Linked DNA regions of Homo sapiens: regions 2 and 3 are each linked to region 1. A link is a loop called in an ENCODE intact Hi-C map of the cell type or tissue named here. Cell type or tissue: heart left ventricle. All regions are shown on one strand. Region 1 holds the start of LOC105379148 (a long non-coding RNA gene). Region 2 has its middle 350 kb from the start of PRR16. Region 3 has its middle 220 kb from the start of FTMT.

The links. Hi-C counts contacts between places; a loop is a spot of excess contacts. Peaks named below come from ENCODE experiments on the same cell type or tissue, not always from the same donor. Only the 100,000 strongest peaks of a DNase experiment are listed, where the experiment ranks them.
Region 2: a loop joins it to region 1, with 4 times the contacts of the local background. A loop is called at or near these places in 13 of 110 quality-filtered maps.
Region 3: a loop joins it to region 1, with 5 times the contacts of the local background. A loop is called at or near these places in 17 of 110 quality-filtered maps.

What each region holds. Positions count from the first base shown.
Region 1 is chr5:121,865,741-121,873,740 of GRCh38, forward strand. All of the region lies in intron 3 of LOC105379149 (a long non-coding RNA gene), which reads left to right. It overlaps LOC105379148 (a long non-coding RNA gene), which reads right to left and starts at 6,800. Exons shown (of 3, transcript XR_001742863.2): 1 at 6,565-6,800; 2 at 2,002-2,114; 3 at 1,600-1,835. In heart left ventricle, a CTCF peak has its summit at 4,969 (motif pointing left); no DNase peak of the experiment used is centred here.
Region 2 is chr5:120,813,343-120,821,342 of GRCh38, forward strand. No RefSeq gene overlaps it. Among named protein-coding and RNA genes, the nearest start is that of PRR16, 350 kb to the left of the region's middle. In heart left ventricle, a CTCF peak has its summit at 3,859 (motif pointing right); no DNase peak of the experiment used is centred here.
Region 3 is chr5:121,626,531-121,634,530 of GRCh38, forward strand. No RefSeq gene overlaps it. Among named protein-coding and RNA genes, the nearest start is that of FTMT, 220 kb to the right of the region's middle. In heart left ventricle, a CTCF peak has its summit at 4,034; no DNase peak of the experiment used is centred here; H3K27me3 peaks cover 339 bases.

The DNA.
Region 1 (8,000 bases):
ATGGAGAAAAGTTATAACCGTCAAAAGGAAAAATGAATTTTTTTCACAAAGTGCGTCTAATTTAGTCAGAAACCTGATAATCATGCTTAACAATTTTCTTTCCCTCGACTTCCATGTCCAAATAGTTGCCAAGGTCTGGAGATTTTTACTTTCTAAATATCTCTAGATTGTATCTGTACTCTGCATCTTTTCCACTAACACAACTACCATGACTGCTCTCCCAGACACCCAGACCACTGGCATAGTCTCCTAAGTTTTCTTCCCACATTTACTCTGCCTCAGTCTGCTCTCCAGACCCACTCTGTGCTCTTCTCCACCTCTCCCCATGCTTCAAGATGCTGAACTACAAGAACATATTAATGGGCCCCCCTGCTCTGTGGAGCCCTGTGGTCCCATCAAGGTATTTCTTCTCTCAGCTCTTTGTGTTCAGTGTCGCTGCAGGTTTGCAGCATCCCTCCACAGAAGCGATATCTTCTGTAAGGCAGCTCCCCTCTACTTAGTCCCTTTGTCTCCAGGTTCCAAAAAAAACCCTGTAATTCTTCCTGCATCAGGCCTGGGGAGGAATTATCCAACTCTTGGTCTCCTCTCCTCCCCATCTTTTGTAAATAGCTGCTTTATTATACTCTCTTCAAATAATTCCACTTGACTGTGCCATGTGTTTCCTGTCAGGGTCTGGACAATGGTCTTGTCCCTGCTCTTTCTCCAACAGCATCTCTTAATAGTCCTCATCCTAATCCACACTGCTTACAGTCTCAACGGCAACCCATTGAACTACTTACAGTTCCCCAAGTGTGCCCTTATTACATTCCAGTTTTCTTCCTTGCTATTCACCGGCCCTAATATCCACCCCATAATTCAGAAATTTCATCTTCCCAGAAGTTTTGATATCCTCTACTTACTATCTTCTAGTTTGTGTTTGGGTAGTCATTTTAGCTCCTAGAGCACGGTATCTATCCATACCACAATGCTTATCACTCCGTGATTGCCTTTTATTTGTCTGTCTATCCTACAAGCTCTGAATCACCATCTTTAGTTTCTAGTCCCCAGGGCCGAATAAACTCCCTGGCACATGATAGCTGTTCAATAAGCAAATCAAACTATAAAGCTGTGTGTGTAATCTAGCTAAAGTAGTTCAGAGCTATTTTGTAATATATTGAGGCACAGTATATTATAAACAAGCTTACCTATTTATCCCAACCATTTTCTTCTTCCAATACAGATCTTAGTGGGAATACAGCTCCCATAGCCAAAATACTGTACCAAGTGTATAGACTGATGCAACTACCTCCATCAGCCATTTATCCTTCCAAAAATAAAACCTTTAAGCTTCCTTCTCAATTCTCCTTTACTGAGCATTTTATTTCTTCAGTGTTGTCAAAGAAAATACAGTACATTAAAAAGTAAGGATGACCCAGAAAACTGGATTGAGAAAGATTTCAGAAGGAGGTTTATTCAGGGAAAACATTATGAATGTTTCATAGTATTATTACTCCCATAAGCTTTGCAGTGAGAGTAACATTTACCATTTCTTTACATTATTTTATTAAAATTATTTGTTTCTTTTCTTTTATGGCTACCTCTTCCTCTCCTCTCCCCCATTTCAACCATATTCTTCACTCAGTCCTTTAGAAGACACTATGGTATTCCAACTAGATTTCCTTACCCTTTTCAGGACTAAAGAACTTACTTCTCAGCTTCTGGGAATGCTGACAGTTGATGGCTCACAGGCGAATCCTTCCTTCCAAGTTTCACCCTCAGCTGAAGAGAGCTGCGGGTATGACATCTTACCTCCTTCCTGGGGCAGTCCACAGCCAATGACTAGTCAGTGCTGAGGGCTGGAAGGGGAAAGCATACAGAGAATGTCAGGAAACAAAGCTCCCTTGCTCCTATTTGGAAAAACCATGCGGGGATATCAGGGATATTTCAGCTCCAGAGGGCCTTCTGGAACCAGTTTTTGCTGTGACTTCATCACAACCCAACCCCTCCCTAAGCTTGACCTACCTTCATTTCCCTTCAGTGGTTGACACAAGGAGCCCTCTGCCACTCCCCCATTCACTCCTTGAATGCCAATCTCTGTCTCAGAACCGCTTTCCAGGGAGTCTGACTGTGAGAGTCTTCAACAAGGACCCCATGTTAAAAAAAAAAAAAAAAAGAATTCTTCCGTGCTTCCTTCTATAACAGTTTAATCACATACACAAACGTATGTAGGCATATACATGAATAAAAGTGTTATAAATATATAAGATTTTGGTTTTTGTTAATGGGATATTATACATTTCTTAGTTTTACCATTCAATAGCACATAGTATAAATTCCTTCAACACAACTTGTACCATTTTATAACTTTAGTTTATTCTTTGAGTAGCTACATAATACTCCATGATGTTGACATATCATAATGTAGTCATTCATCTTTTGCTGGGCATTCATCTTGATTACTGTTTTGTTTTGTGTTCGTTTTGGCCCCCATGAACAATGCTGGAGTAAATATCATTGTATATATGCCCCTATGGACTGGTAGTTTCATTTCTGTAGGTTTCCAAAAATAATAATAGGTTCAAAAATATGTATATTTTATTTTCATAGATATTGCCAGATTTGTTTCTAAAATCCTATAATATTCACATTTGTACCATTAATAAGAATAACTTATGAAATAATTCTATATAAGTCATTGTGATATATTTCTTTCTTGTCCTATACATAAACAAATGACTTAATGAAAACTTTCTTTTTCAAGATGAAAGTCTAGAGAGGTCCCCAAAATCGATCCAGCAAAGATTTTTTTGGATATAACCCTAAAAGCACAGGCAACAAAAGCAAAACCAGACAAATGAGACTACATCAGGCTAAAAATCTTCTTCACAGCGAAGAAAACAATCAACAGAGTCAACAGGGAACCCATAGAATGGGAGAAAGTATTTGTAAACCATACATGTAAGAGGTTAATATTCAAAGTATATAAGGAACTCAAAAAACACAATTGCAAGAAAATAAATAACCCAAGTTTTTAAATGGACAAAGAACCTAAATAGACATTTCTCAAAAGAAGACATGCAAATGGCCAACAGATATATGAAAAAATGTTCAACATCACTACTTATCAGAGAAATACAAAGTAAAACTGCAATGTGGTATCACCTCACATCTGTTAGAATAGCTATAATCAAAAGGACAAAAAATAACAAGTGTTGGTGAGGATGTGGAAAAAAGAGAACCTTTGTCCACTGTTGGTGGGAATGTAAAATGGTGCAGCATATCAAGAAACAGTATGGATGCTCCTCAAAAGAAAATTAAAATAGAACTATCATATGATCTAGCAATCTCACTTCTGGTTATACATATATAAAAAAATCAAGTCAGTATGTTGACAAGATATCTGCACTCCCATGTTAATTGCAGCATTATTGACAATAGCCAAGTTATGGAATTAATGTAAATGTCCATCAACAGTAAATGGATTTTTAAAATGTGGTATATATACACAATGGACTATTATTCAGCCTTTAAAAAATAAGGAAATTTTGTGATTTGTGAACCTGAAGTATACTATGTTAAATGAAATAAGCTAGGCACAGAAAGACAAATACTGCATGATCTCATATGGATGTGGAATCTGAAAAAATCAAACTCATAGAAACAGAGAACAGAATGGTAGTTGCCAGGGGTTGTGGATATGTTGGTCAAAGAATACAAAATATCAGTTAGAAAGAATAGGTTGAAGAGATGTACTGTACACATGGTGAATATATTTAATAACAATGTATTTGCATACTTAAAAATTGCTAACAGAATAGATTTTAAGTGTCACCACAAAAAAATAAGCATGTGAGATAATGGATATGTTAATTAGCTTGATATAACCATTCCACAATGTATTCATATTTCAAAACATCATGTTGTAAACGATAAATATATATAATTATTTGTCAAATAGACAAATAAATACATAAATTGTATCATTATAAAAAAAATGTTTTAAGTGCTACTTGATCACCAAAACAGAAAACACAAAATGAAAAACCACTCATTTTAGAAACTCACAGACTGGTAGAAGTGATGATAACATAAAAATGGAAAACTCTTTTTTAAAATCGAAAGTACTACAATTAATTGTAAGGCAAGTCTAGCTTTTTTTTAAGTTAATAAAATATTTTTTAAGTTTTTTTTAAATGGAGCTAGAATTTATGACTGATATACTTAAATTTATCTAAAACAATTTCTTTTGTTATTCAGACTCTCCTAGAAGCAATAAAAAGTATCCAACCTCTTTTCCCCCAGAATTGATATTGTGATGCCACTAAATATGTTCAAAAATTAGGGATAGCCAGTAAGAATTATAACTAACGATTTCCTGAATCCAGGGAATAAATATTGGTTTAAAAACAGAAAACAATGATGTTCAATTCGGAAAGCTACATACAACGTTCCATATTCAGATTTTAAATGTAGTCAGGTGCAAGAATAGCTAGATACTACCATCCCTGATTTCACCAACAAACCATTATGGACATTTTTAATACATGATACAAATCTAACATTCTTAAATGTGTTTCTGCTGACATACGATAAAATATATATATATATATATATATATATATATATATATATATATATATATATGTATCACAAAGTTCAGCTATTTTGTATTTTGTCATTGGAAAATGTGTTGTGATTTGCAAAGAAAACAGTTTTCCTGTTTTAGCAAAATTAGAAGTTAATGAACTGAGTATTCCACTGTAGCATTAACATAAATAAATACAAATCTACAACAAAGAGAGTTAATCAAATTGAGTTGAACAATGCATTATCCCAAGTACATTTTGCACAAAACTACAGGCTGAGGAGTAATTATGTTTATGCATGGGCACTTGGCATTTTCAACTTGAAAAACATTTTTTCCAAGTAAAGTTGATTCCATTTACAAGCGCAACCAGTTGGTTGCTAATGTTAGGACACCATCTTGTGGATAAGGTATCTAATTTGGAAACGTATTTGAAATCATTTACACAGTAAAATGCAAAAAAAATGTTCTTGATATCACAGAAATTAATCAACAGCTTTACCTTTATTAGCATGTCTACAAAAGGTATGGCTAATAAAAGAACACTGAATAATTTTTATCAAAAAAGCCTTTTCTCATTGTGCATCTGCTATGGACCAAATGTTGTATTCCAAAGTCAGTGTATTAGAAAGGCATTTTAGTGAAATCTTTATTCTACAGAGAATTAATGAAATCCATGTTAGTAAAGATAAACTTTCATTTGCTGCTATCACATAATGCTGAACACGTTTAAGATATAGATTGTTTGCCAATATATTGTTCTTGAGTTTTATATTGTCAATATTAAATACATATATTTAATATATATATATAGGAGGCATATAAGAATCTCAAATATCAAACTGGTTTTCTCCTTAAAAAATATTAATATCCACTCCAGCCTGGGTGACAGAGTGAGACTCCGTCTCAAAAATATGTATGTATATTAATATCTCCATTAACCTGCCTGTTTACTTAAATAAGAAAAGTAACACTTATAGGAATGCTGATACAGTTTGGCTTTATATAACACAATAAGTTAGCAGAAACAGAATACATGCCTAAGAAAGCTGAGCGCCAGTCTTTCCTCTGCAACTGATTAGCCACCTATCTTGGACAAATCAATTCACTTCCCATGCCTTAGTTATCACAGCTGTGACAAGAAATAGTGGATGCTTATCCAGAGAATTTTTGAAGACATAAAATAATACATATAAAATTTCTGCATCTACCGCAATATAGGAAATAAGAAAAACAGATCTGATTTTATTCCAGATCCTTGTTCTAATCCCTGTCCTCAAAAACAGCTATGGTTTCTTTAGGTCTTTTTTAAAAAATTCTGTGAACACCCACTGTATCTTCCAACACATTTTTCTTTTATTAAGCTGTTATGTGCAGTAAACCTTCTTGACTAACACAGCACTCATGTGATTTGGGGAAGGTAATTACATTTAGTTAATGGAGGAGGGAATAAAAATTCGGGTTTTCATTAAACGGGTATGGGTTTGAATTCTGACTTTCCCACTTATCAGTTGTATGACTTTTGGTCAGTTATTAAGCTTCTCTTGCCTTGGTTTTCTCATTTGCCTCACAGAGTTCTAAAAAGCACTAAATTAAGGTGTGTAAGGCATTTATCACAGTGACTGGTCTATGGCAAGTGGGATATGGTGAACAAGAAAGATTATTATTATAATTATTGTAAATGGATATTATTTAATTTGACATCCTCCCAAATCTCAAAATAAATCAGAGTATGAAATACTCATCATTCATAATATCTGTAAAAGAAATAATACTGTTCTGCATTGATGCCCACAAAATATCCACTTAGAAGAAGACTTAAATGGTATTTTTATAGTCTGAATTGATTTCCTCTAAATGGCTAAAGCTCTGAAACAACTTGTAACTTCCCATCTGCACCATAGTACACAGACCACAATACATCCAACTCTTCGAGAGATTTGAATCTTCACAGCTCATTAATCTATAATGAAAATAACTTATGAGCATCTTTGACTTACAAAGGCAACTTGCCTTCCTCATCATGGATTCGTGGCTCCTCCAGTAAACGTGGTGAGTCAAGGTTCTGCAGCATTCAAACAGCTTAACCATCAAAGTGACCAAAGGTCTTTTTGAAGGAGCTAAAGAAATAAAAGAGATATCCCCTAGTTTCTCTTCTGACTGTATGATACTTCAAAAAGTAAAAATACAAACTGACTATTTTGGAAATGTGAGATTGTGTTGTTTTTCAACCACATATGTGATTTTTTTGCCTTCGATATCTAGTTAATTAAAACAGAAGCATTTTACAAATACATAATGTCTCAGAAAATAAATCTGCATTCCCCTCCTCCCTCCCATTTTTTTTTCTAATTCAATTTCTAAACTTTAAGAATCAACTCAATTCTCAGCATATCCTTCTATCCTTCCTGATCCATTAGAAGTCCTAATGACCATCCTAGGCCATATTATACTTTATTTTATTCCATGTCAATAACTTGGAGCAAATAAAGACACCTCAAGCAGGCTAAAAACCTAGGATTTCATCAAATGTATAGCTTTTAAATATGAAATTAGCATTTACCTTGGAGAGAGGCAATCTGATTTTTTTCTGTTCATAAAAGTATACACTTTTTTTATTATGTTTAGACTGAAGAATTTATCGCATGCCTATTGTTTGAACTCAAGATTGTCTTTCATTTCACATTTTTCTCTTCAGTCATAACTGGATCACATTACTCACATTAAAAAAGACATAACATGCAAGAAAATAGTTCCAAATTCCTTTTCAAAATATGTGTGTACTTTTTTCCTGGCTTTCACAACAGCAAGGCATTTCCAATCTGTCTATGGTTTTGTTCTTGCTAGAATTTTTTATGCAATATCCTAAATAAGCAATTTTGGGGGAGGCATATTAAAGCGCTTAAACTTTTCATAAAAGAAAATACTCTTTTCTGGTAAGCTGTATTCCTCCATTTATTATTTATTTTCTGAAATCCAGCTACCAGTATTGCTGATTTTAGAGTATCAGCAGCTGACTGGCTCTGAGTTGGTAAGCACAGTCTACAATTGTCCTCTGTGCCTGTGTGTGTGTATCACTTGTTTAGGTAGGTGATGGTGGAGAGTGGTTTTTATTTTGAAATTTTTGATTGTAGAGGCTGACCATGTCATTAGGAAATATGTGTAAGGAGTCACACAATACTTATCGATTAGCTGCTTGGGCATCCAGCCCCTTAATCTAAGTCTTCACAAACTGTTACCTCATGCTATACTTTGTAAGTTAATGCAGGTCAGGGACTTCAAGAATCTCAAAATAACAGGTGGCTGGGATTATGTGGTAACTATTTTGAGATCACTGCTATCTGCTACTTTCCCTCAGTTACTGATACAATCCTCTAGGGACAATTGTTTGAAAAATCCATTATATTTTCTGTTATGTCCCTATCCCTACCCTTTA
Region 2 (8,000 bases), 1.1 Mb before region 1:
TGTCGAATCTGTCAATTGCTTTGGGTAATAAGGTCATTTTAACAATATTCATTTTACCAATTCATGAGAATGGAATGTTTTTCCATTTGCTTGTGTCATCTATGGCTTCATTCAGCAGTGTTTGTAGTTGTTGTAGATATCTTTCACTTTCTTGGCTAAATGTATTCTTAGGTGTTTTATTTTTTTGAGTGGCTGTTGTAAATGGGATTGGTCTCTGAATTTGGTTCTCAGCTTCAACGTTACTGATGTACAGAAATGTTACTGATTTTTCTATGTTGATTTGGTATACTGAGACTTTACTGAAGGGGCTTATCAAGTCTAAGTGTCTAAATATATGATCATGTCTTCAGTGAACAGAGTCAATTTAACTTCCTCTTTTCCAATTAGGATGCACTTTATTTCCCTCCCTCACCTGATTAGGACTTCCAGGACTATGTTGAATAAGAATCGTGAGAGTGGACATCCTTGTCTTATTCCAGTTCTTAGGGGGAATGTTTTCAAATTTTCCCCATTTGCTATGCTGTTTCCTGTGGGCTTGTCACATATGGCTCTTATTTTGCTGAGGTATTTCTGTCTATGTTTAGTTCATTGGGGTTTTTATCATGAATTGTTGAATTTTTTCAAATGTTTTCCTGCATCTATTGAGATGATCATATGACTTTTTAGTTCTGTTTATGTGATAGATGATCTTTATTGATTTGTATATGTTGAACCAACCTTGCATCTCTGGAATAAAACCCATTTGATTGTGATGAATTATCTTTGTGATGCATTGTTGGATCCGTTCCCCAGTATAGTGTTGAGGGTTTTTGCATCTATATTCATCGGGGATATTGGCTTGTAGTTTTCAATTATTGTTGTGTCCTTGCCTGATTTTGGTATCAGTATGATACTGGACTTGTAGAATTAGTTAGGGATAAATCCCATCTCAATTTTTTGGAATACTTTTAGTAATATTGTTACCAGTTCTTTGTACATCTGATAAAATTTGGCTGTGAATCCATCTATCCTGGGCATTTTCTGCTGGTGAAAGGTTTTTATTACTAATTAAATTTCATTACTCATTATTGGTCTGTTCATGGTTTTGATTTATTTTTGTTCCATTCTTGGGAGGTTGTATGTTTCCAGGAATTTGTCCATTTCTTCAAGGTTTTCTGATTTGTGAGTGTAAAGGTGTTTATAGTAGTCTCTGATGATCTTTTCTGTTTCTCTGTTATCAGTTGTAATGTCACCTTTATCATCTCTGATTGTTTGTTTGAATCTTCTTTTTTTCTTAGCCTAGCTAGTGGGCTGTCAATTTTATTTATCCTTTTAAGGAACCATTTTTTTAAATTCATACTTTGTATGATTCTTTTCATCTTAATCTAATTAAGTTTTGTTCTGGTCTTCATTACTTATTTTCTTCTGCTATCTTTGGGTCTAGTTTATTGTTTTTTTAGTCCCTTTAGGTGCAACTTTAGGTTTGCTTAACTTGAGAGCTTTCTACCTTTTTTATCTAGGGCATTTTATCCCATAAACTTTCCTGTTCAGACTGCTTTTGCTGTACCCGGAGGTTTTGGTGTGTTGTGTCTCTATCTTCATTCGTTTCAAAGAACTTTTTAATTTTTGCTTGAATTTCATTGTTTACTCACAAGTTGTCCCAGAGCAAGTTGTTTAGTTTCCATGCCCTTGTGTAGTTTTGAGTGTTCTCTTTGTATTGATTTCTAATTTTATTCCACTGTGGCCTGAGAAAATACTAGATATAATTTTTGTTGTTGTTGTTGTTGTTTTTTTGCTTTATTGCGACTTGCCTTATGGCCAAACAAATGGTCAATTTTGGAGAATGTTCCTTGAGCAGATGAGAATGTATATTGTGCAGTTTTGGGCACGATACTCTGTAAATGTCTATCAGTTACATTTGGCCTAGACAACAGTTTAAATATAGAATTTTTCCGTTGGTTTCCTGCCTTGATGATTGCATTGGTTTGTTTTCACACTGTTGATAAAGATATATCCAAGACTGGATAATTTATTAAGAAAAAGAGGTGTAAGGGACTCACAGTTCCATGTGGCTGGGGAGGCCTCACAAACATGGCAGAAGGTGTGGGAATTATGGGAGCTATAATTTAAGACGAAATTTGGGTGGGGACACAGCCAAACCATGTCAGTGATCTATAGTCATGTCAGTGGGGGTACCGAAGTCCCCCATTGTCATTGTATTCCTGTCTGTTTTCTTAGGTCTAGTAGTATTCGTTTCATGAATCTGGGTGTTCCAGTAGTGGGTGCATATATATTTAGGATAGTTAAATCTTATTTTATGGAATCTTTTATCACTATGTAGTGCCCTTGTCTTTTATTATGCTTGTTTATTTAAAGTCTGTTTTATCTGATATGAGAATGGCTACTCCTGCTCACTTTTGTTTTTCATTTGTGTGGTATATATTTTTCTACTCTTTTACTTTGAGTCTGAATGTGTTTTTACCCAGTAGGTAGGTCTCTTGTAGACAGCAAGTGGTTGGGTTTTGTTTTGTTTTTATTCAGTTTACCACTCTGTAACTTTTAATTGGGGCATTTAGGCCATTTACATTCAAGGTTAATATTAACATGTGAGGTTTTGTGCCTGACATAATGTTCTTATTGAGTAGTTTTTTTATTTTCCATTATTTAGCTGCTTTATAGGATCTGTGAGCTTTGTACTTATTTTTTCTTTTCTGATGGTAAGTATTGTCCTTTCATTTCCATGTTTAGAAATCCACTGAGAATTTCTTGTAGGAGCAGTGTAGTGGGAAAACATTCTCTTTTGTCTTGGAAAGACCTTATTTTTCCTTTATTTATGAAGCTTAATTTGGCAGGATATAAAATTCTTGGCTGGCACCTGTTTTCTTTAAGAAGGGTAAAAATAGGCCCCTTCTTTGGGGTTGTATTGCTTCTGTTGAGAAGTCTATTGTTAATCTGATTGGTTCTCTGATTTGACCCTTTGCTCTAGCTGCCTTTAATATTTTGTTTTTAAAGCATTGACTTTGGATAGTCTGAAGGCTATACGCCTTAATGATGTTTGTCTTGCATACTGTCTCACAGATGTTCTCTCCATTTCTTGTGTCTGGATGTCTACATCTCTAGCAAGATTAGGGAAATTTTCTTGAATTATTATCTCAAATATGTTTTTCATGTTGCTTATTTCTTCTTCTTCCTCTCTCAGGACTTTCAATAATTCATAGATGTAGTTGTAGTCACTTTACGTAATACTTTGTTTCTCTAAGGCTTTGTTCATGTTAAAATTCTTCTTTCCTTATTTCTGTCTGATTGGGTTAGTTCAAAAGACATGTCTTTAAGCTCTGAAACTTTCTTCTTGGTCTAGTCTACTGTTAAAGCCTTCAATTGCATTTTTAAATTCTTAAGTAAATTTATTTTATTTCCAGAATTTCTGTCTGATTATTTGAAATTTATCTTTTTCATTTCCTGAATTGCTTTAGTATTTTTTCATTGTTAATTTTCAATCTTTTCTTGGCTCTTGTTGAGTTTCCTTGCAATCCATACTTTGACTTCTTTATCTTTTATTTCTGAGTTTCCATTTTGGTAAGAGTCCATTGCTAGAAAGCTAGTGTGATCCCTTGGTGGTGCCACAACATTCAGATTTTTCATGGTGCTGGAATTCTTGCACTGATTTTTTCTCAGAGGCTGTAACTTCTACTTTTTGAAATTATTTTCATTTGAACATGATTTTGTTTTCTTTTGCTATTTTTTTCTTTCCCTTTTCTCACCCTCTACAGGGAATGGAATTGTAGAATATGTTGGATAGAGTCTTTTTGGCTTAGCTTCTATAGCTGTGTACACTTCTGTCAGCACATTTTATATTGAGCTGTGTGGTTTAACCTGCAAGCCAGTAGGTGGTGCTGATGGGGAAGAGCCAGTTGCAGCAAAAGCAGATGAGTATATACTTAATCTTTGTTTACTATGAGGTACTCTCTCTTGTTTCAGGTGATGGTCTGGACAGTAGAGTGCCCTGTGTGCAGAGCTTCCTGTTCAGCTTGGGTGGGTGAACCCAATTTGGTAGAACTGGACACCCTGGGTTGCCCATGAATGACTCAGTGATGAGCACAGGCAAAAGTCCCGATACGGGTGGTTGTGGGGAGCTCCTGGTGAAATGTGAAATGCACTGTGGTCTCTGTTGGGGGGGTGAGGGGTCTACATCAGCTCCACATCCTAGAGGCAGGAACATGATCTATTTCCCTTTTCTATCCATGTGTTGAGGCTCAGGACATTCGGTTCAGATCCACACTATGCTCTATCTCCAGGTCACGGTGTGACTGAGATCCATGGAAAATGCCTGTCTTGCAACTCTCCATGATTGTAGTTTGTGAGGCAGAACATAGTCACTCAGCGCAGTACAGACAGCTTTATGTTTTGTCTGTTCTCTAAGGCAGTAAACACTGCGGCTCCGTGTGGGGGGCGGAGGTGAGCACTGCCTTTCGGTCAATGTAGGGGTGGCAGCTGCATTGGGTTCCTGTCACTGAAGCCAGCAAACCTCTTTTGGTAAGGAGAAGCCAAGGCAGGGTGTCGTGGGTCACCTAGTCTGCCCCCTACTCCTCTACACCTCAGCTGCGGTATCTGTGCTGGAGGCACGTGATATTGCCCAGCCTCCCCCAACCCTCCCTGGTCCAGGAACTACAGGGGCAGAAGCAGCATGTAGAGTCCTGTGGTACATATTCTGGCTGTTTCCCGTACCATGGCTGCAGAAACTACACCAGGAGCACACGGAAGTGCCTGGCTTCCTTTCTTGGCAGGGTGGTGGTGAGAGGTGAAACCAGCTGAGCTTCTGGGCCGGATGGGGACTTAGAGAACTTTAGTATCTAGCTAAAGGATTGTAAATGCACCAATCAGCACTCTGTGTCTAGCTGAAGTATTGTAATCACACCAATCAGCACTCTGTAAAATGGACCAATCAGCGCTGTGTGAAATGGACCAATCAGCAGGATGTGGGCGGGACCAAATAAGGGAGTAAAAGCTGGCCACCCTAGCTTGCAGCTAGGGGTCGCCTTCCACTCTCTGGCAGCTTTGTTCTTTGGCTCTTCACAATAAATCTTGCTGCTGCTCACTCTGGGTCTGCAATGCCTTTATGAGCTGTAACACTCACTTCCAGGTTCTGAGGCTTCATTCCTGAAGCCGGCAAGATCACAAACCCACGGGGAGGAACAAACAACTCTGGACTTGCCACCTTTAAGAGCTGTAACACTCACTGCAAAGGTCTGCGGCTTCACTCCTGAAGTCAGCGAGACCACGAACCCACCAGAAGGAAGAAATTCCGGACACATCTGAACATCTGAAGGAACAAACTCCAGCCACACCATTTTTAAGAACTGTAACGCTCACCGTGAGGGTCCATGGCTTCATTCCTGAAGTCCGCGAGACCAAGAACCCACTGGAAGGAATAAATTCCAGACACAGTGGCAGCTGGCACTGTGCTGCTTACAGATCAAAGACCTACAGGATTACAAGTAAGGTTGGGTGGTGCCTTTGAATTCTCCAGGTGGTCTTCTGTGTCAATGTGGAGGTTCCATGAATAGGAATGTAAAGGTCCATGGCAGAGGTGTGGATCCCTGGGCATCTAACTATCACTCATCTTTTCTATGCATTAGCCTCCTCTGGCTTTGCGCTGGTCCTCAGTCAGCCACTACTCAGCTTCTTGGCTTCATTCTTCTCTGCTTTCTGTGGGTCCTGTCACTTCTCTTATGAATCTCAGAATGATCTCCTTAATGATCCATGTGAAGAGTATTTACGTGATTTTATTTCCTCTCTGTGGGAGAGGTATGCACTAGCTGCTGCTAGTCAGCCATCTTGAACCAGAACCCTTATCCTTTTTTATTTTTTGAGACTATCTTGCTCTGTCGCCCAGGATGGAGTGCAGTGGTGCGATCTTGGCTCACTGTAACCTTCGCCTCCAGGGTTCAAGCACTTCCCCTGCCTTAGCCTCCCGGGTAGCTGGGACTACGGGCCCACGCCACTGCACCTGGCTAATTTTTGTATTTTTAGTGGAGACAGGGTTTCGCTGTGTTGGCCAGGCTGGTCTTGACCTCCTGACCTCAGGCGATCGGCCTGCCTTGGCCTCCCAAAGTGCTGGGATTACAGGCATAAGCCACCACCCCTGGCTCCTATCCTTTTTCATACTGTCCTTTGATTTACAGATTTTTAAAAGTTTTGATACTTTATTTTCTTTCTTCTAGAATTATTTCTGTGTCCTGCCAAAGATGTATTTGCTTACTTGTATGTCACAAAGATATTCTCCTATGATTTCATTGACAGCATTATAATTTTACCTCAAAAGTTATGGACTATAATAATCCTTCTCCAACGTGTATTTTATGTTTGCTGTGAGGTAATGAAGCAGCTACGTTGTCTGGGGTATATACCCTGGGGTTCACCATTGTGTGCCAGGAAAAATTAGGACAGGGCATACACAAAAAGTTTAGGTGCCAAGGTTTAATAGGCAGAAGAGAAGAGAAAGAGAAACAGCTCTCTCCACAGAGAAAGGGATCTCCAAGCCGCAAGGACTGGCTGGCAGGAAAAGCACCTGATTTTATAGTCCAGTTTGAAGAGGTGGTGTCTGATTTACATAGGGCTCACAAATTGGTTCAATCAGGTATGACATTTACATAGTGCCCAAGAAAGGCTGGTGGCCCCCCCCTAGTCTTATTATGCAAATAGACTTTCCAGTTGATCAGGGCTATCTTGTCTGTTCCTTACAGGACACGTGGCTGAGAAAGAGAAGGGAAGGTGGAGCCGCCATGTTGAACATGTCTAGTCCCTAGTTCCTGCTGGTATTCACCAGTGCAAGCTCCCAGCTTGCTTGCCTATGTCTGCAGCTTGACTTTACAGGCTGCTCTTCGGTAGAAAATGATTTGGGGCTGCTTTTCCTTAAAAAGAAAAGCCTTACGAGGACTCCCATACCCTTACTATCTGCCTAAGTGATTTCTTCTTAACTCCTGTATCGGTAAGAGTCAAGAATTTTTACCATCCCTCCTTCAAAATATTGAGTTAGTTTTATAGTTAATATACAGTTAACTGTTTAAATATCATTTGTTTTAAAAATTTTACTGACCCTCTTGAATTACGGTATAGTATAGCTACATTTCTGGACTCTGTACTGTTGATCTGTTTGCCCTATTTATGTCAATACGTCTTGATCACTGGATCTATATTTATATATTTATCCCTAAATTTAGGCATGGTAAATCCTCCAACTTGGACCTTTATTTATTTATTTATTTATTTGCAAAATTAGGCTACTGAAAATCCTTTCCATCCCCCTTGACAATGTTTAATGTAAATTTTAGAATTAGCTTGTCGGTTTTATAAAGCAGTTACTTGGGATATTGATTAGGGATGTATCATATCTTAGGTCAATTTTTGAAATAATCTGCATTTTTAATCATACTGAATATTCTAATACATAAAAAGCATATCTTCCCATTTCTTTTTTGTTTTCTTTAATTTGTCTTAGCAACGTTTTAGTGCACAGATCTTGTATTTTTTGATAAATTTCTTTTTACATGTTATTTGACATTATTAAAAATAAAGCTTTCAAAATTTCATCTCTCAATTGTTTTCCGCAATATCTAGAAAGGCAAAACACTCTTGTATATTGATGTTGTACCAAAAAACCTTGCTACTTACTGTTACTTATTATGTCAGTGCAAAAGTAATTGCAGTTTTTGTCATTTACTGTTGCACCAACCTAATAGTTGCTTTGGAAATTAGTAAGAATTTTCTGCAAAGATAATCATGTCACTTACAAATAAACAGAATTGTTCTTTCTTTCTGATCTTAATGCCTTATATTTAGTTAATTCTTATTGTCTTCTTTCACCACCTAGAACAACCTACAGTATAATTCACATGCAGGGGGAACTTTAGGGGGAAAAGTTCAATATTTCATCATATAAATCATCTTAGTTGTATTTTTAGGTGCCTTTTTGTAGGTTGTAGGTTGAATAAAAGTTGCTCTTTTTTATTACCCATGTGGGT
Region 3 (8,000 bases), 240 kb before region 1:
TCTAGGGAAATCTACTAGAGTAGTAAATAATGATTAGCCATTTGAATTACCATTGGAATTACCCAATTACTTTCTTATTACTAATAATTTGCCAATAAAAATTTGTGAAATACAACTCTCCGATACATAAGCATGTTACATAACTGACAATAGCAAATGTCTAGAACAGACCTGTGTTCATCTGCTAAAATGGATGCTGGCTTCCTAGCAAGCTATTAACACTTAGCCAACACTATACCTCTGCCAGAGTCAGTGCTAGGACCTGAAGAAGAGTTAATCTAAGAACCAGCTGGAACAATCAGGGACTTTGTGACTTCTTACAGTATATTCTAGAGGTAAAAAATACGGTAAAGGCTAGAGGTAAAAAGCTTCCTAGACTCAAGAAATTTAATTTATTGGACACCACAGTGTTGTTATGATGAGAGTGTATAGTCTAAATCAAGGTTTGAAAAATCAGTTTTTTAGGTTGGAGGTGAATTTTATGTTTGTTGTTTTTCCCCTTCCTGGACTGCCACTTCTGCAGCCCATTCTCTTGGCATGCTAAGTTTTGTCCTTTTTTAGGTCCATGTTCACTAAGTGGGCAATGCATGGGGGTCTTCCTTACTGTTATAGTTGTAGTGGGATTTCCATATAGTTTCCATAAGTTTTCTGTACTGAAGCTAAAGAAGACCATTAAAAGTCACTGGGGTAAAAGTTTTTCAGGCAAAATTAATGCTTGAACAGGGACTTGATAATTAGCCTCAAACTCTACTAAATAGACTTCTTGTAGCCTTACCAAAGTTAGTAATGACTAAACGTAGATTTCTCATTTGTAATTTTTCTAAATATACTGTACATTCATCATATTCATGAAGGCATCCTCATATCCAGCCACATAAAGCTGACACAAAACAAAAGAATGAAAAATTTGTACATTGCCAAAATAGGTGTCAAATTCAGTAAGTACTAATACCAAAATATTTTATTATTAATTACTCAAAACATACTTATTTTTGTATAAACAAGGTAGAAATAATCATAATTCCTTAGTCATCTTATCCTTCTATAAAGCATGCTATATAAAGAGGGTGGCTTAAACAATATGTACTTCTCACAGTTCTGGAGGCTGGGAAGCCCCACCATCTGGGAGCAAGCCAATTTGGTGTATGGTGACATCAGAAGTAAAGTGTGAGTGCAAGAAGCAATGGTATACAGAAAATTGATGCTGAAAGATATATTAATATAAACATTAATAGCATAGACAAGAGTTAAAATATTTACTACTGGACATAAAATATAGAATTAAAATTGAAGACATAAAATTTCTACTTGCGATATTATAAAAATGCAAAGTAAACTCACAGTAAGCATAAGGAAGGGATAAAACTTAATAAAAAATAATGAGTTGGAAAATAAAAATAAATTAGAGGATTGATGAAGTAAAGTTACAGTATGTTGAAAAGACTAATAGTGGATAAATATTTTGCATATTTGATTCCAAAAAATAAATATAAAAGTAGAAAATAAAGATTCATAAGAGATTAACAAGATAATAAAAGAATATTGTGAGATATTCCATGTCAATTATTTGAAAATGAAGTGCTATAGTTTGAATATTTATCCCCTCAAAACTTATATCAAAGATGAGTTGGTTGAACATTAGAAAATTCATTAATATAGTTTATTTTACTTATACATTAAAGAAGAAAAAAAATTCTCTATTTTTAAATACTGAATATAGAATCTGATCACATTTTAAATTAAAATTTTTAATAAATTATAAATTTAAGGGAATTACTTTAATTAAGACTACGAGTAAAAGTTCTTAAGGCATTGTAATACACAATGGTGGAAAGTTAGAAGCATTTTATTAAACTAAGTCTAGAACAAGTTTATTTGTTTTTACTACTTTTGCTCAATATTGTACCTGAAGTCCTAATCTACATAAAAAAGTAATAAAAGCAAATTAAACATATAAGGATTAAAATGAAAAATTATTCTTATTTGAAGATGATACAACATCTTATATACCAGACAAAAGATAATTCACAGATAAATTATTAAATATGTATAAGGGAGGTAAGCAGTTACCTAATATGAATTTTTAAAATTTTCTATATACCTTCAAGAAACAGCTAGAAAATAAGTTTATAAATATCATTTGTAATAAGAATAAAAATGTAAAGCACATAGGAAGAATTGAAGATATGTAAGCTCTTTAAGGAGAAAATGAAGGAAGTTTATAATACAATATAAGAAAGACCTAATAGCAAGGTTCCAGTTTGTTGGGTGGCCGTAAACAATGGAAATTTACTCTTTCACAGTCCTGGAGATAGAAGTCCAAAATTAGGGCATCAGTGGGGAAATGTTCTCTCTGAGACTCTAGGTCTAATATTTCTTGCCTCTTTCTAGCTTCTGGTGGTGGCTGTCAAACTTTGGCACTCATCCATCTGCAGTTGCATCACACCATTCTCTGCCTCTTTTGTCACATGACATTCTCTCTGTCTCTTCTCACAAAGCTGCCAGTCAGATTGGATTAAGGATCCACCTTACTTCAGTATGAACTGATCTTAACTAATTACACCTGCAACAACCAACAGCCCAGTTTCCAAATCAGGTCACATCCTGGGGCGCTAGAGGTTAGTATTTCAACATACCATTTCGGAGGACACAATTTAACCCATAACAGTGTGCTCTCTAACACTCCAAAATTCATGTCCTTCTGATATGCAAATTACACTTATCCCATGCCAACATCGCTGGAAACTGTAGCTCATTCCAACACAACTGTAAGTCCAAAATTTCATCTAAATATTATCAATTCAAAGAGTCCTAAATATCATCATCTGAAACATTAGATACAAGGGCTCTTTCCTGGATAATCACATCCCTATTCCTGGCTTCTGCTGAGAGGGTTGATTGAATTCGCGAGTTACATGCCAATCATTTTAGTAAATGGTTGCCCAGTCACACCCTTGGCTCTGTTGCCAGAGCACACTATCTGAAGAGGCTAATCATTTTCCAAATTATCAACTGCTGGTTTCCTCTGACTTGACTTAAATCATTTCCTAATTTATTCTCACATTTTCCTAAAACAAAAACAAGAAACCATGTTGCATCTTCCATACTTTGCTCAGCTAAATATCCAAGTGCATTACCTACAAGTTCTACTATCCACCTAACAGAAGAACATAATTCAGCCAAGTCCTCTGCTACTTTATAACAAGAATCACTTTTCTTCCATTGTCCAATAACATGTCCCTCATTTCCATTTGAAACTTGACCACAAACACCTTTAACTTTCATATTTTTCATAACATGTGGCTTGTGATGATCTGTTTTTTTTTCTATTTTTTCTACTTTTAAAACTGTTTTTAATGTTTTTATTTCAATAGGTTTTGGGGGAACAGGTAGTATTTGGTTACATGAATAAGTCCTTTAGTGGTGATTTCTGAGATTTTGGTGCACCCAACACCTGAACAGTGTACCCTGTACCCAATATGCAGTCTTTTGTGCCTCCCCACCCCCCACCCTTTCCCCCGAGTCCCCGAAGTCCAATGTATATCATTCTTATGCCTTTGCGGATGTACGTATTCTTTAAAATCATAGAAGCTTTCTTTACCGCTTTCCTCACTTCTTTCTGAGCACTCACAGGATTCACTTGTAATGTCCACATTCCTACCAACAATTTCTTCAGGGCAATCTAGGGTTTTTACTACCAAATGCCTCAAAATGCTTCCAAGATCCTACCAATTACTTACTTCAAAGCCACTTTTATATTTTAGTTATCGTTACATCAGTCCCTGTCATTCCAGTGCCAGCATCTTTATTAATTTCCTAACACTGCAGTGACAAAGTACCGTAAACTGGGTGCCTTAAAACAACAGAAATTTATTTTCTTGCCATTCTGGAAACGAGCACTTTGAAATCAAGGTGTCAGCAGAGGCATTCTACCTCTGAAACTCTAAAGAGAATGTTTACTTGTCTCTTTTGCTAAGTGGAAGCCCCAGTTCTTGTGTTCCCTACCTTGCAGCTGAGTTACTACAATCTCTGCTTCTGTCGGCAGATGGCATTCTCCATGTGCGTTTCCGTATCCATATTTCCTGCTATTTACTAGGCGCTTACCCATCTCAGACTCAGAATCCAAATGTTTTAAGAAAGGGATTCTTAATTTAGCCTCTCAGCCTGTGCACAAAATTTGAAAGAAATCTATGTTGACTATTAAAAGCTGATCAGGTAAAGACCACCAGAAACAAATCTATAGTCTGACAAGATCAGATTTATTGGCTCAATGCAGCAAGGGATAGCAGTCCAGAGGAATTAGGAATGCTACTTGACAAGAGGAAGGAGGGTGTCCTTTTGTAAGGCTTTGGTTCATTCTGAATAACCTGGGAGTTAACCCAAGAGAGAGAACCCAAGAGAAGTAGGAATCAGTATGAAATGTTTGTTATTTCTGAGAAAAGATCAGGATACATGAGATAAGCTAAGGATTGAGTATTAGAATGTGGTAGGGGCCAGCTTAGCAACTGAGTATCCCCAGTAATAGATGGGTATAGAAAAACGAATTTGGTGGCATCATTGATAATAAAGCAATAATCACTCAAAGAGGGGATTGTTTTGGCATTCTCCAGCTGCAATATAACTTGCCTAGGGGAAAAATAATGTTTCCTGTTAACTTTGCAGCTGACTTAGTATCTGTGTCTGTTCTCCCAGACTGATTAATTGCAGGGCTGCTTTTTTCTTTTTCAGTCTAAGTTGATTTTTCTCTCTTTCAGTCTGGAAACATTTTTACTCTTTCATGACCAAAATTCAACATGGTATGGATTGTTGTCCACCATCCTAAATTTTGTCCAAAGATCACTGCATTTGTCAGTTCCTTCATAGATAATGCTTCTTTAGAGTTGTTTTCAAAGAAGAGTTCTGTTTTATCTCTTCTGACTTTTGTTGTTTTCTTTGGTTGGTTTTGGGGAGGAGAGTTAAGAAATATTATACTCCCCCATACTTCACTCAATGAAGAAATTATTTTAAACGAGTACAAGTTTATCAAATGTAATCTTAGTAAACATTTATTCACTACAGGGTGACTTTGATAGAATGCCACATGATATGATCAGTCAACAACTAAGGTTAAAAATAAAACAAAACCCTAAACTGCGTAATGGAACACTTAGTTATTTTGTCAACATATGTGTGTAATTTTTGATTGACATATTAGATTATGTCTCTATACAAATAACACCGGTTTGGAAAATAATTTAATCAATTAATCAGTTATTTTCATGTAATCTGTGTTTTCCAAGAATAGGTAAATGTTAGTGTACTATTCCCTTGCCTAAGAAGATCCCCCTCACTCAAAAAGAAAATTTTAAACAGTGAATATCAAAAGTTATCAGTTATAGGGCAATCTCAAGGAGATCCATGCAGATTATTTTAAAGATGTTTGTGGATCACAAAAGCATAAGATGGAATTTGATTTTATAAAGCATAGTTTAAAGACCATGCAACCTAATACTTCAACATAAATGCTAGAAAAACAGCAATGTAATTGAAAAGGGATCTTTAAAATTAATGGAAATTATGTTTACTAAAAAAATTATTTTAATGCAGATAAAGAAAACCCACATGTCCTTAAACATGTAATGAAATTGCTAGCTGTAAAACACTTCCCTTCATTTATACCTGTGAACTTCATTGTCCAGTACATTCATAAAACAAATATTTTTCAAAATTTAATACAAACTTCTTTGAATTGGCATCGTGTTTCTGGGAAATGCTGTGGTTGTAACATTTTTTTTTCACAAAAGCAATTACTGTGAGTACATTTTACAAGTAACAAATAGAAAAAGGTATATAGTCACAACGTGGTTTAAATGTTTATTTACACAAAATTAAAATAGCAGTAATAACAAGCAAATCAATCCTGTAAATTAAACGAAGGCCAGCCCAGGAAGATACTTAGTGGGGGGAAAACATACACTCTTAAAAATGGAAGCCTCCCTCCACCAAAAAAAAAAAAAAAAAAAAAAAAAAAAGAAGAAGAAGAAGAAGCCCATCTTTTAAAAAGAGTTGAGCTAAACATAGAAAAGAGAAGGCATGACCAATAAAAGGGTGGGTTAAAAGAGGAATTATGGAAAGAAATTATATTTTTTTAAACTGTGTATTACCAAGACTAATACATACATAACACCAGATAAAGGTCTTATCATAATTGCATCATTGGTATGAACTTTTTCAAGCAGAGTTCTAAAATAATTTTTGATGGAGAAATTTGCTTACAACATATACAACATATAAACTCAACTGGAATCCACCAGTTTTTAAAAAATGAAATAATCCTTTAAGGATATAAAGAATTCCAAAATCTTGTAAAGCCCTAAAAAATTAGAAATCTGATAGAATATTAAACTTTAGCAAAATATGTTTTAAGTCAGTTTAACAACAAAGTTATTTTCCAGTTTTAAACTATTTAAGTTATCTTGTTACCAATATGATGAAATGTTCCTCTTTTACTATGGGTGCTATGTTTTGCCCCCTGAATTCTATTATTAGTGTGTGTTTGTGATATATTTTCCCATCATTTTACTTTTAACCAAATATCTATTTAAGTGTATCTCTTGTAAACATTATGGTCTTCCAAAGGTTTGATCTCTTTAAAGACAGACATTCTGATGATTATCATGGAGAGTTTGGGGGTTTATGTTCTGAGCTGGAATGTAATCATAGATCTTTTGGCAGAGTGGTCAGCTTTTACACATAGAGTGGAACAACAGACACTGGGGCCTATCAGAGGCTGGACAGTGAGAAGAGAGAGAGGATCAGGAAAAATAAGTAAAGTGTACTAAGCTTAATGCCCAGACGATGAAATAATCTGTACAACAAACCCCCATGATACAAGTTTACCTATATAACAAACCTGAACATGTACTCCTGAATTTAAAAGTTTAAAAAAAAGAAAAGTGAACCACGTACCATATTTTTTACTTAATGCAGTGAATAGCAGTGGATGCAACCATACCCAGTAGTCAACCTGTCCCCTCAATTTAAAACATTCTTGTTATTTTCAATATTCTATGGGAAATGAAACACTCACAAAATCTGATTCCATTTAAAGCGAGAATTAAGTCTCACTCTCACCTTTCCTGCTTCCTCCAAATATTCCAGGACTCAGCCTCAGTCATTCTTCTTGATCATTTGTCAGACAAGAAAATGCTGGGGGAGATTAACTGGCATATCTGAGCTAATAAGTCAGACTCCAGTGTGAAAATTGCACTCCCTGCCCCTAATTCAGGGCAATTTCCTTCAAGACTATTACATTTCTCCTCTACTCCACCTGAAAAATGTTGTAGAGTCCTGTTACTAAAGCATCCTATTGCCCCTCCCCAAACCTGGAAACACACATACAAACCTACACTCATTTACCATTATTGTTTTTAACACTAAGCAAGAAAAGTGCAGCTATCTAAGTCACTCCAGACATCATCACCGCTCTTGGTAAAATTGATCTCAAAGCTTGGCCTTAGTCATGTATTCTTGAAAATGGAGGATAAATTCAACTATCAGTTTTCCTAATTGTTTTCCACAGGTCAGAGCTCAAAATTCTTATCTCAGATAGATATTTGTGTGTGGATTTTGTGTGTGTGTGTGTGAGAGAGAGATGATTGTTTTCTGATAAATTGGTGTTTGAATGTGAATACACTCCTAAAGTGATATATAAAATACTTTTTGTCATCATTGCTGGATAGCAGGCACTATGCTTGTTCGTGTTGAAGATACAATGTTAGCAGTACGTAGTTTCCTCAAATAAGTTAAACTCCAAAACTGACATTGTTAGGCAATTATAGAAAAAACTGTAATTCTAAACAGAAGATAAGGTCTTCGATAAATAAGTGTACACAAATGCAAACAATACCAGGAACATAAGGAATGGCTTTATGAAGAATCATCATTGGATGCTTTTATCCACATAGTAATATTCAAAGATACACAAAAGGGAGGTGAGGAGGTGATTATTATTCCCACCT